Regions from separate parts of the Homo sapiens genome. Here region 1 is linked to region 2. Evidence: chromatin contacts called from ENCODE Hi-C data. All regions are on one chromosome and are shown on one strand. Each heading gives the region's core, a stretch centred on a gene start or an enhancer-like site at or near the end of the contact. The rest is flanking DNA. Distances are from core to core; before and after follow the strand shown. Region 1 holds the start of LINC00677 (long intergenic non-protein coding RNA 677). Region 2 has its middle 7.8 kb from the start of LBHD2.

Evidence for each region. Hi-C counts contacts between places; a loop is a spot of excess contacts on that map. Pooled maps may share reads with other maps.
Region 1: a loop to region 2 is called in a map of PC-9, with 7 times the contacts of the local background. The contact joins the promoter of LINC00677 here to the enhancer-like site in region 2. A Hi-C loop is called at or near these places in 3 of 168 maps with a recorded cell type or tissue (PC-9, gastrocnemius medialis and heart right ventricle) and 10 of 50 pooled maps.

Annotation. Positions count from the first base shown.
Region 1 is chr14:103,119,441-103,125,111 of GRCh38, forward strand. LINC00677 (long intergenic non-protein coding RNA 677) reads right to left here and starts at 3,469. Exons shown (of 2, transcript NR_138038.1): 1 at 3,169-3,469; 2 at 1,409-1,591. TNFAIP2 (TNF alpha induced protein 2) reads left to right here and starts at 4,021. Exons shown (of 12, transcript NM_006291.4): 1 at 4,021-4,511. RefSeq lists enhancers at 2,952-3,484, 3,485-4,018 and silencers at 3,683-3,962, 4,263-4,312.
Region 2 is chr14:103,073,488-103,079,377 of GRCh38, forward strand. No RefSeq gene overlaps it. Among named protein-coding and RNA genes, the nearest start is that of LBHD2, 7.8 kb to the right of the region's middle. RefSeq lists an enhancer at 1,327-1,918 and a silencer at 2,112-2,561. Within about 2 kb of position 1,709, at least 25 of the 41 ENCODE cell types and tissues checked have a DNase peak (open chromatin) inside an H3K27ac peak, as active enhancers do; they include PC-9, gastrocnemius medialis and heart right ventricle, where a contact is called at or near this core.

The sequences.
Region 1 (5,671 bases), core at 2,219-4,718, 48 kb after region 2:
TGGAGTGCAATGGCGTGATCTCAGCTTACCGCAACCTCTGCCTCCCAGGTTCAAGTGATTCTCCTGCCTCAGGCTCCCGAGTAGCTGAGATTACAGGCATGCACCACCACACCTGGCTAATTTTGTATTTTTAGTATTTTGTATTTTGTATTTTTAGTAGAGACGGGATTTCTCCATGTTGGTCAGGCTGGCCTCGAACTCCCGACCTCAGGTGATCCGCCCGCCTTGGCCTCCCAAAATGCTGGGATTACAGGGGTGAGCCACCATGCCCAGCCCCAACTGCCCCTCTTCTAGAGAGCTTTCCTCTAGGTGCCTTCAAGAATGCAGAGAGAGGGCCAGTAATGTGCCTCCCTGTGTTATTCTCTGGTCCGTGCTGAATCGGCCTTTTCTGCTGCCCTACAGGGCGCAGGTGGAGGTTTAATTAATGGACTAAATGAGGTAATGAAAAAGATTGGGAAAAATTTTTTTCAAGGTGAAAAAGGAGTGAAGGATAGTACCTCCCATTTCTGCATCTAAACTCCTTGGTCTAGAAGTCCTTTCTTGTGTCTGACTTAAATACATCAAGCTGAATTTCAGACGCTGAGCAACGTTGGAGGAGAAGCAAGATAACACTGTGCTTAGTGAAGGGGCTCCTAGCTTCACCACTGGCTGGCACATGACTGGACCGCTCTGTGCCTCAGTTTCCTCATCTGTGAAAAGAAGAGAGTTAGTGCCCACTTCATTAGGCTGTCCGATGAAATCGGCTAATGTATACAAAACACTTAGAACAACGCCTGGCACCGGTGGAGATCAACAAACATCAGCAGTCTACCCAAAAGAATTGAAAGCAGGAACGTGAACAGATATTTGCATACCCGTGTTCTTTTGTTTGTTTGTTTTTGTTGTGAGACAGGGTCTTACTCTGTTGCCCAGGCTGGAGTGCAGTGGTGCAATCATGGCTCACTGCAGCCTTAACCTGCCAGGCTCAGGTGGTTCTCCCACCTCAGCCTCCCAAGTAGCTGGGGCTACAGGTGCACCCCATCACACCTGGCTAATTGTTTGTATTTTTGGTGGAGACAGGGTCTCACTATGTTGCCCAGGTTGATCTTGAGTTCCAGAGCTCAAGCGATCCACCCGCCTGGGCCTCCCAAAGTGCTGGGATTACAGGCATGAGCCACCACACCTGGTATACACACCCATGTTTTATAGCAGCACTGTACACAGCAGCCAAGAGGTAGCAGCAATCCCAGTGTGCACAGAGAGATGAATGAATGCACAGTGTAGCCCATCCATACAATGGAATATGATTCAGCCTCAAAAAGGAAGGGAATTCTGATACCTGCTACCACATGAATGAATCTTGAAGGCATTATGCTGAGTGAAATAAACCTGACAACGCCCTCCTGGCAGATGCAGACACAAAAGGATAAACGCTGTGTGACTCTATTTATTTGCAGTACATAGAATAGTCAAGACCACAGAGACGAAAGGTAGAATGGCGGTTGCCAGGGCCCGGAGGAGAGGGAAAGAGGAGTTAGTGCATAGTGGGTAGAGTTTCCGTTTTGCCAGGTGACGATTTCTGCAGGTGGAGGGTGCTGTTGGTTGCACGACCCTGTGAATATACTTAATGCCACTGAACTGTGCACTTAAAAGATTATAAATTGCATTATGTATATTGTACCATAATAATTTTTAAACAGTCAGCTGTCATTGCTCTGGCAGACAGAAGGGAGGGAACATCCCATGTGTCGTAGCCTCTGAGGCCCTGGGTTGCGTGCGAGGAGCTGACCGTGGCTCCTGGCCAGGTGCTGGCACACTCGCCTTCTAGGCTAAATGGAGAGGTCATTGCCAGTCTGCTCCTGTCTGCTGCCCTCCCCACCAGGCAGAGCCCCCTGCTCACTGCCCCTGGCCTGTGCCCTGGGGAGCTGGGGAATGGGACAGCCGCTGGCCACTGGTCACAAACATCGCCACCCAGCATGTGATGCTGGCTTCCTGCTGGGGAGGAGCCGTAGGCTGGCCTTTGGCTCCTCTGGAAGTGCCTGGCCTCTTGGGAACTGCTTTCTGCATCTGCGAGAAGAGGGTAAGGACTGCTCCTGCCCTATGGGCCCCATTGGCTGTCATCCCTTGGGCCTCCATGCTGCCCCATTTTCAGAAGACTTTCCTTGTCTTGAGGACTTCACGTATGTTACCATTGACCCTCATGCCTGAGCTTAGAGAGGGGAAGTGACTGGTGCAGACACAAGTCCAAGGCAGCAGCCTCGTTTCCCAATCCCCAGCCGGTGCTCTGGGCGGGCCACTGCCGTCAGTGGGGGACAAGGGTGGCAGCCCCGCCTCAGCCCTGCAAAGCCCGTGGAGACCAGGGGCTGCCTTCGAGGGGACAGTGGGGCCTAAGGCCTGACAACGCCCTCCTGGCAGATGCAGACTTCCCGAGCAATTTCCCGATCTGCTTGGGAATGGGAGGGGGGGTGAGGGGGTGGGGTGGGGGAACAGAGTCTGGCAGGAGAGGCTTGTGGGGATTGCACAATGAGGCCACAGCAGCCAGCCGTGAAGGCAGCCACCGGCCAGGGCCCCTCAGCCCGTATCCTCATCGCCCCTGTGTGGATGAACTCCATCTGCGCGGTGCCGGTGGAAGGACCCTCCCAGCCCCGGGACACCGCGGCTCTGTGGACTCATCTGAAAAATGTCATCCCTGGAGTCCTAGGAGAGAAGGGGTGGGGTTGGCAGCCTTAACGCCCCATCCTGCATCCTGGCGGCCTCCCGCATCCGCTCCCCCACAGGTTCCCCAGAGACAGGATGATGGATGGCAATCCGAGTGCAAACCTGGCGCTTGGCCAGCACTCTGGAAGAGGAAGTTCTCAGTTCCCAGGGCACCTGAACCCACAGCCGCCCCCACTCCGCTGGCCCCCCTGGTCCTGGAAGACCTGTTACTAGGCTGCAGAAGGGGTGGCGGAGTGATCAGGGGGCGGGGAAAGAGGCCAAACAAAAGAGGGGAGGAGCAGAGGCCCCAGTGAGGCAGGAGGGAAGCCCCTGCCCAGCGGGAAATTCCTAAATGTCTGGGTCCTTTCCAGAGGGCAGGAATTCCTAGCCTAGAGTGTGAAATAAGGAAGGAAGTGAATCTCCAGTGGGTTCCCTTCACAGCCCCTTTCCATCCTCCCCACATGCCCCACCCCCACATCTCCCAAAACAAACCCTGAGAGACGGTGTGGATGGGGAGACAGGCCTGGAAACGGAGGCCTGCGCTGAATGGGCAAAGCCGGGTTGATGATCCAGACGAGGCCCTGGAGTCTGGGCCTTGGGCCCCTCCCCTTCTGCCTGCTCCGGCAGCCTGTGGGTCCAGCCCCAGCCCCAGAGGGGGAAAGGCTCCAGTGGGAGTCCCATAGGCCTGGCTAGGAACCCCACTCCGCTACTTAAAGTGGTGTGAGCCGGGTCAGCCACTTCACCTTTCCGCATTTACGCATTTCAAGCAAGGCTTGACGACCGGAGGGGCTCAAGGCCCTGTGCACAGCCGCGCGGCCAGCACTCTGGCCAGCCTTGTAGCCCCCTTCCCCTTAGGGGGCCTCCTTCAGGAAGCCCCCGTCCCCTGCCTCCTTGTGGCCACGGTGACACCGGAACACTTCAGAGGGGCGGCTGGGGAGTTGGGGTGGGACGGGCTCTCCCGCAGCTGGAGCCGGTGTGTGACGCGGGAACGCGGCCAAGCGCGCCCCATCCAGGCGGCCTATCAGGAGCCGTCGTCGGACAATGGCTCCGCGCCTGACAACCCCGTCGTCCCCGTGCCGTCCCCCGAACTCCACATACCATGCGACGCGCGGCCAGCCCCCCGCCCCTGCCCGGCTGCTGGGAGGAAGTGACAGCGCCCCGCATCCCCCGCTGGGCAGGCCGGGCGCGCCCAGCCCCTGGGACGCAGGGACACAGCCGGGCCGCGCTGGGCCTTGGCCTCCGCCCGCGGGTTTTCCGCGGTTGCGGCGGGGCGGGGAAGGAGGGGCGGGCGGGGCGGGGCTGACTCTGCGACTATTTCAGGCCTTGCGGAACCCGGGCCAGGACAGTGGCGGCCAGGCCGGGACACGGTAAGTGACCTCCGCTTCCACACGTCCATTCCCCGCCGCTCCGCGCGGCTTCTCGCCCGCCCCTACCCCGAGGCCAGGCCGGATTCCCCGAGGAAAGAGCCTGTCGCCGCGGCGGGGACAGGAGGGGGCTGGACGCTTCCAGGGAAACTGAGGCCCTGGCGCGCCCAGCGTCCGCGCGTCCGGGCGCAGAGGGGCCAAGGCTGGCTGAGGGCCCGGGCCTGCCAGAGGCAGGGAGGGCGGGGCTGGGGCAGGCGCAGGGGTCTCCCCTCCATTACAGCAGAAAGGCCCCAGGTCCGGCGTGACTCCCCGGCCGGGCGACACAGGCCGAGTCACTTCCTCGCCCGTGCCCGGGTGTCCTCATCGGGGGATGGGTGCGCCTTCCACATCCTGCCCAGGACTGAAGGAGCCGGGCCCAGCGAGCTCCCGGGAGGTGTGTGGACATCAGCCCTGACGGGGAAGGCGAGCCAGGTCAGTGGACCTGAGGAGAGGCCGGGCAGCAGGAGGCTGGGGGGCGCTGTTGAGCCACTGGCTGTGACCCCTCTACGAGCCTCCCAGCAGGCCCCTTCCTGCCTCAGTGGGCCCAACCAGCGGCAAGGCTCAAAGGAACGCCCCTCCTCCCCTTCTTCCTTTCTGGCTGCACCGGCTCGCTGCTGCCTGCAGGACAGACTCAGGACACAGGAGACTCACCCCCACTGAGGCCCAGCTAGGCGCCCAGCACTTGGCTGTGCGGTTTGGCCACATCCCCTCAGCAGCACTGTGGGGTGGGGGTCCTCATCCCCTTTTCAAAGACGGGGAAACGGCGGCTTGTGAAGGAAGGAGGTGTGCAGTCCACACACTAGTGAGAAGTGTGCTGAGCCCACACCGAAAGCGTTTCTCTTTCCATGGCACCAGCTGCCTCGGAGAGCGGAGACCTGGGGCGAGGCCCAGGGGGCTGCAGCAGGACCTTCAGGCGCTCTGGGTTTCGTGTCACAGAGGGGAGAAGGCGGTGATGCTGTGGGGGTCCTGCGGGAGCTGTGCCTGGAGGTGGGACAGAGCCTAGTACATGTGGGGTGGGACAGGGAAGGCTGAGGTGAGGCTGGCAGGGAGCATTGCTGGTAAGGGCCACCCTCCCCCACCCCAGGAGAATGGCAGAGGTGGGGCCTGGGCACCCAGGGTGGGGCTGAGTGGCCCTGCCAGACAGACCAGCTCCCGCGGGTGCTAGGCATGCACCTGAGAGGGGCTGGGAAGCGAAGTTGGGGCACCGGGTGGGGAGCAGAGGTGCCCCATGGCCTTGCCCCTGGGGCTCCCTGGAGCATGCCCCTCTTGGTCCTGGAGTGGAATGCTCAACCCAAATGGCACTAGGGAGGCCAGTGCCATCCAGGAGTGTGGGACTCTGCCCAGGGCACTGGGTGAGCATGGCAGGGGCTGGGGGTGGGAGGAGCCCAGGCTTCCTGTCCCTCAGGTGGCTCTGGCCAAGCCCCTCCAGGATGGGGACAGGGTAGTGGGGCTGGTGGAGGCAGCGGGGCCATGGGAAGAGTCGGATGGGCCCAGTCTGAGCCTCCATGGCTGCTGTGCTTGGGGCAAACACCTCCTACTCAGCCTCAGTTTCTCCTTCTGGATGGTGGATCATCCTGCCTGCCTTGCAGGGC
Region 2 (5,890 bases), core at 459-2,958:
CAGCTCACTGGGTCGGGTAGCCTGAGGCCGGGATGCCAGGCCTTTGCACAGAGACTGTCTCAGAGGCCACCCCTCCCACCAGCGCTTTGGACCTTTCTCCACCTTTACACCCCACCCAGCCAACCCAGGCTGCACACCCCTCGGGCGCAGTGTTGGCACTGAGTCTGGTGACCGCTCGCTGGGAGGAAATGTTGGCCTGCATGACTGAGTGACCTGACTGCTGGGAGGCCGGGGCTGGGGGAGACGGGATGCCGGGGAAATGGGTGCCCAGGCCAGGACAGAGTGCGCACAAGCAGCCTAGCCTCAGGCATCCGTTCTCCCTGACTGCTCTGGGGCACAGAGGCAGGGCAGGGCCCAGGATGTCAGGCCCCACCCTGCAGCCATGATGCGGGACTGAGGCTAGCCGGGCCTTGAATCCTACCCCAAACCCCCGCAGGTGGGGCCAGGGCCATGAAGGGCTGGACCCCTATCTCCCTGGCGGCCACAGTCACATCTTTGCCCCTAGGGCTCAGGGGATTCCCTTGGAGGCTTTTAGAGCTCAGCAAGAATCAGTTCAACCTGTGGCTGCTGGGGTGTGGGCGGGTTCTGCATGATTTGCGGGCCCAGCACCCATCATGCCTGTCCGCAGGGCTCAGCGCCCCTGGTGCAGGAGGAGAGGGAGGGCAACAGGGCTCCCCTGTGGGCCGCTGGCCTTGGGGGTTCCTCCCTTGGCTCTGGGCTTCTCCAGCTGTGGTTCCAGGGCAAGCCTCTTTCCCTCCCAGTCTCAGTATGTGTTCCTGTACCGCCCCAGTGCTGTCCTGGGACTGGAGGTCTCCAGGCCCCAGCTGGGGTGTGGCCAGTGTCAATGTAGCTGCAGTGACGGGGTGTCTCCCCACCCCGGCACCTTCCTGCCTCCGGGGCCCCGCAGCCCAGTGCACAGTGTCATGGTGCACTCCAGGACGGAGCTCTCCCCTCACAAGCTCTGTGACCCCAGGCAGGCTCTTCAGCCTCTCGGTCCCTGGTTTCCTCCCTGTAAATGGGATACTACGCCATCTTTATAGGGCTTCCATGATTCAGTGAAGCCATCTGGTTTCAGGCCAATTGCCTGGAGAGTGCCTGCTCACAGGACATGCGGTGTGAGCTGAGCTAGGATTATGGCGTAGCTCTCCAGCACACTTGTGCACTATACACACACATACCATTTCCGTCTTACCCACCACCGTACTAAGGAGGACTTTTTAAGAAGGGGCACACACTTTAGAGTTAATGTTTGTTACACAAAGGTGGCCCACGACAATTAGTGCTCATTTAGCACGTGCCTGGCAGCAGGACCTTGCCCACCTCTGTGAACAGGAGCTGCCCCTTAGTGAGGTGAGACTGTGCTGGCCACACGGCAGGACCTGGCCATCCCCAGAGCTTCCCAGCTGGAGGCTGCCAGCTGCTGCCCTCAGCAGTGAGGAGTCCTCAGAGGCTCTGGAAGTTACAACCCTGACCCTCCGCCTGAGACCTGAGCCCTGCCAGGCCTGTCTGTGTGCACAGCACCAGGGTTAAAGTGGGGCCAAGTAGGGCAGGCGACAAGCAAGGTCCCCTGCGGTGGGCGGGCTGAGGGTGGGGCAGGCTGAACTCTGCCAGCCCAGGGCGGGCCGGATGACCTCAGCTCCGGGTGACACCGGTGGGCGTCGGGTGTGGCCTCAGACAGCTCCCTTCCTCCCCGGCTGGTTGCCAGGTCAACACCGGGTGGGACTAGCCTCTGGTGTCGGCAGTAGCCCCATGCTCCCGGCCTTTGGGTTCTTGCATGCGCCGTCCCCATCACCTGGCTGCCCCTCTCACTTCCGTCTCCACCTGTCCCGGGTCACCTGTCCTTCAAGCCAGAAATTAAGGACAGCACCCCCTCCCAGACCGCCTGGCTGCAGTCCCGGGATGGGCGCTCCTAGTCGCCTAGATCGGGCCCCCGCTGAGCCCGATCCCCCTCCCCGCTCCGCGCCGGAGCCGAGCTCCCTGCGCCGGACCAGCAAGCGCCCGGGCCTCGACTTCCCCTTCCGTGCAATGGGAAGCAAGCCTCGCTTTCCTATGAGCAGGGTGTCGGCTCCGCGCGGGCCCCGGCCCTGGATCCTGCTTGGCTTTGCCTGGAGCCTCATTCTCTCCGGCTGTGCCGGGGGAGGCTGGAGGCGGCGGCGAGGGGGACAGGAGTGTCGCCCGGCTCCTCCGCCCGCGGCCGCCGAGGGACGTGGTCGGGCGTTCCTCTCTCGAGCCGGGAGGGGGCGCTGGAGCACCGGGAACCCGGGGCCGTTAGCACCGCCCCTCCTGCCGACGCCCCGCCTCCGGCCGCGTTTCCCCGGGCCTGGTCCCGCTCCGCTCCGCGGCGCCTCCTCTCCGCAACTCCCACTAGGAGGGCAGACCCTCAGCCGGAGCCGAGGCCGCGCCCCGCAGCCGCGCCCCGGGGCTGCCCCTGTGGGTGGAGCCTCTTAGGACGACATCCAAACACCCCGGGCGGGCGCGGGACTCACGCCGGGAATCCCAGCACTTTGGGAGGCCGAGGCGGGCGGATCACCTGAGGTCAGCAGATCGAGACCAGCCTGAGCAAGATGGTGAAACCCCGTCTCTGCTAAAAATACAAAATTAGCCTGGCGTGGTGGTGGGTGCCTGTAATCCCAGCTACTCAGGAGGCTGAGGCAGGAGAATCGCTTGAACCTGGGAGGCGGAGGTTGCAGTGAGCTGAGATCACGCCACTCTGCACTCCAACCTGGGCGACTGAGCGAGACTTCGTCCCAAAACAAACAAACAAAAAAACCCACCAAAAAATAAAAAACTGAAACCGTATTTTTTTTTTCGACAGGGTCTTGCTCTGTAACCCAAGCTGGAGTGCAGTGATGCGATCACGGCTCAATGCAACCTCAACCTCTCCGGGCTCAAGTGATCCTCCCACCTCAGCCTCCCAAGTAGCTGGGACTACAGGCGCCGCCACTCCTGGCTCCTTTTTTTTTTTCTTTTTTGAGACGGAGTCTGCCTCTATCGCCCAGGCTGGAGTGCAGTGGCTCGATCTCGGCTCACTGCAACCTCCACCTCCCAGGTCCAAGCAATTCTTCTGCCTCAGCCTCCCGAGTAGCTGGGACTACAGGCGTGTACCACCGTGCCCGGCGAATTTTTGTATTTTCAGTAGAGAGGGGTTTCACCGTGTTGCTCAGGCTGGTCTCTCTCTCGTGACCTCCAGATGATCCGCCCGCATGGTCCTCCCAAAATGCTGGGATTACAGGCGAGAGCCACCGTGCTTGGCTAATTTTTTTTTTTTTTAGATGGAGTCTCTATCTGTCGCCTGGGCTGGAGTGCAGTGGCGTGATCTTGGCTCACATCAAGCTCTGCCTCCTCGGTTCACGCCATTCTCCTGCCTCAGCCTCCTGAGTAGCTGGGACTATAGGCGCCCACCACCACGCCCGGCTAATTTTTGTATTTTTAGTAGAGACGGGGTTTCACTGTGTTAGCCAGGATGGTCTCAATCTCCTGACCTCGTGATCCGCCCGTCTCGGCCTCCCAAAGTGCTGGGATTACAGGCGTGAGCCACCGCGCCCGGCCAATTTTTGTATTTTTAGTAGAGACGGGGTTTCACCATCTTGGCCAGGCTGGTCTTCAACTCCTCACCTCGTGATCCACCCGCCTCCGCATCCCAAAGTGCTGGGATTACAGGTGTGAGCCACCGTGCCCAGCCTACTTTTTAAAAAAAATAATAATTTTTTAGAGATGGGGGGGATCTCACTATGTTGCCCAGGCTGGTCTCGAGCTCCTGGGCTCAAGCGATCTGCCCGCCTTGGCCTTCCAAATTACAGTCGTGAGACACTGCTCCTGGCCATAAAAAACCCCTCTGAAACTGGGTGATTTGTAACACATCCAGAGGGAAACGTCTGGAAACTGCTGTCAACCAATACTTAGGGGCTGGGGATTTAGTGTGGGAGAAGACAGCTGGAAGTCCTTGCACCAGGGCTTCCTAGCAGGGTGAGATAGTCCCAGGAGAGGCTGGAGGCCTCTTCCAGTCACCTTCTTCTTTCACTCTCCATCCACCCGCCTGGCCCCTCCAACCTCCACCAGGGTTATTTATTTATTTATTTATTATTTATTTATTATTTATTTTTTGTTTTTGAGACAGAGTCTCCCTCTGTCGTCCAGGCTGGAGTACAGTGGCGCGATCTCCGCTCGCTGCAAGCTCCGCCTCCCAGGTTCACGCCATTCTCCTGCCTCAGCCTCCGGAGTAGCTGGGACTACAGGCGCCCGCCATCACGCCCGGAGAATTTTTTGTATTTTTAGTGGAGACGGGGTTTCACCGTGTTAGCCAGGATGGTCTCGATCTCCTGACTTCGTGATCCACCCGCCTCGGCCTCCCAAAGTGCTGGGATTACAGGCGTGAGCCACCGCGCCCGGCCCCAGGGTCATTTATTTAGGACCCCCTGCCTGCCAGTCTGCCAAGGGGCACAGGAGTTGGTCCTGGACCTGCCCTGTCAGAGGATCATCACGATCCTGTGGCATAGGGCCACAGTGCTCACATGGCCCAGCCTGGTGGCATGAGCCTGTGCAGTCCCAGCTACTCCAGAGGCCGGGGTGGGAGGATCTCTTCAGCCTAGGAGTTCGAGGCCAGATTGGGAAACAGCAAGGCTGCATCTGTTAAAAAAAAAAAAAGAAAGAAGGGAAGAAAGAAAAAAAGGAAGGAAGGGAGTAGCAGAGAGGAAGGAAGGAGGGAAGCAGAGGAAGGGGAGGAAGGGAGGAAGGAAGGAACGATTATATGTAGCAGAGACATGCATATAAAACACCCAAAGGAAGGAAGGAAGGAGGGAGGGAGGGAGGGAGAGAAAGAAGGAAGGAAGGAAGAAGGGAGGAAGGAAGGAAGGATTATATGTAGCAGAGACATGCAGGTAAAACACCGAAGTGGTGTATTGTCACTGCGCAGTCCTTGATGTTGCCCAGGCAGTCTGCGGTGTCTTACTCCAAGACGGCCACAAGAGGGTACTGAGAGCAAGCCTTTCTGGCCCAGGGCCAGGCTTTCCGCTTCCAGTGGAGCACCCCAGTAGATGCAGATGCCGCCCTCACCTCCGTTCTTTTTTTTTTTTTTTTTTTTGAGATGGTCTCACTTCATCGCCCAGGCTGGAAAATGCAGTAGTAGGGCAATCACGGCTCACGGTAGCCTCAACCTCCTGGGCTCAAGTGATCCTCCCAACTCAGCCTCCTCAGTAGCTGGGATTACCAGCATGCACCACCACACTCAGATAATTTTTTTCGTATTTTTTGTGGTCCACTATATTGCCTAGGCTGGTCTTGAACTCCTGGGCTTAAGTGATCCTCCTACTTCAGCTACCCAAAGTGCTGGGATTACAGGCATGAGCCACCGTGAGCAGCCTGTTCAAGCTTTGGAAGGTGTGGAGGCTGGGGAGCAGGGCTGGGAGAGGGTAACGATAGCCTCAGTGCAGCCAGAGGATGTGAGGGACGCTGCTTCTTCACTTAGTCCACCCCATGCCTTTACTGCATTGGCAGGGATGGGGAGGCCCAGAGAGGGCCAGGGGCTCCATAGACACACAGCAGACGCTGGGCATGGCCAGGCACAGCTCCTGCCTCTGGATCTGCCAGTCTCCTGTAGAGAAAGGCCCATGGCAGTGGCAGGAGAGAGGGGGAGAAGCAGCGTATCCGAGGCTCGAGGCAAAAACGGGCCCTGAGGCCAACTGTGCAGCTCAGCTATGAGCTCCAGGCCTGTCTTTACAGATGCTCCCTGCCCCAGACTCAATGGCTTGGTGGCTCAAGGGACTTGAGCATTTCCTGAGTACCCTATGCCCCATTGGGAGCAAGCCCTAGAAGCTGGGAGGCCCCTGCCTACCAACACCTTGGATGACAACTAACACCTTAGGTGATAGTTACCACTTGCACTAACAAGTTG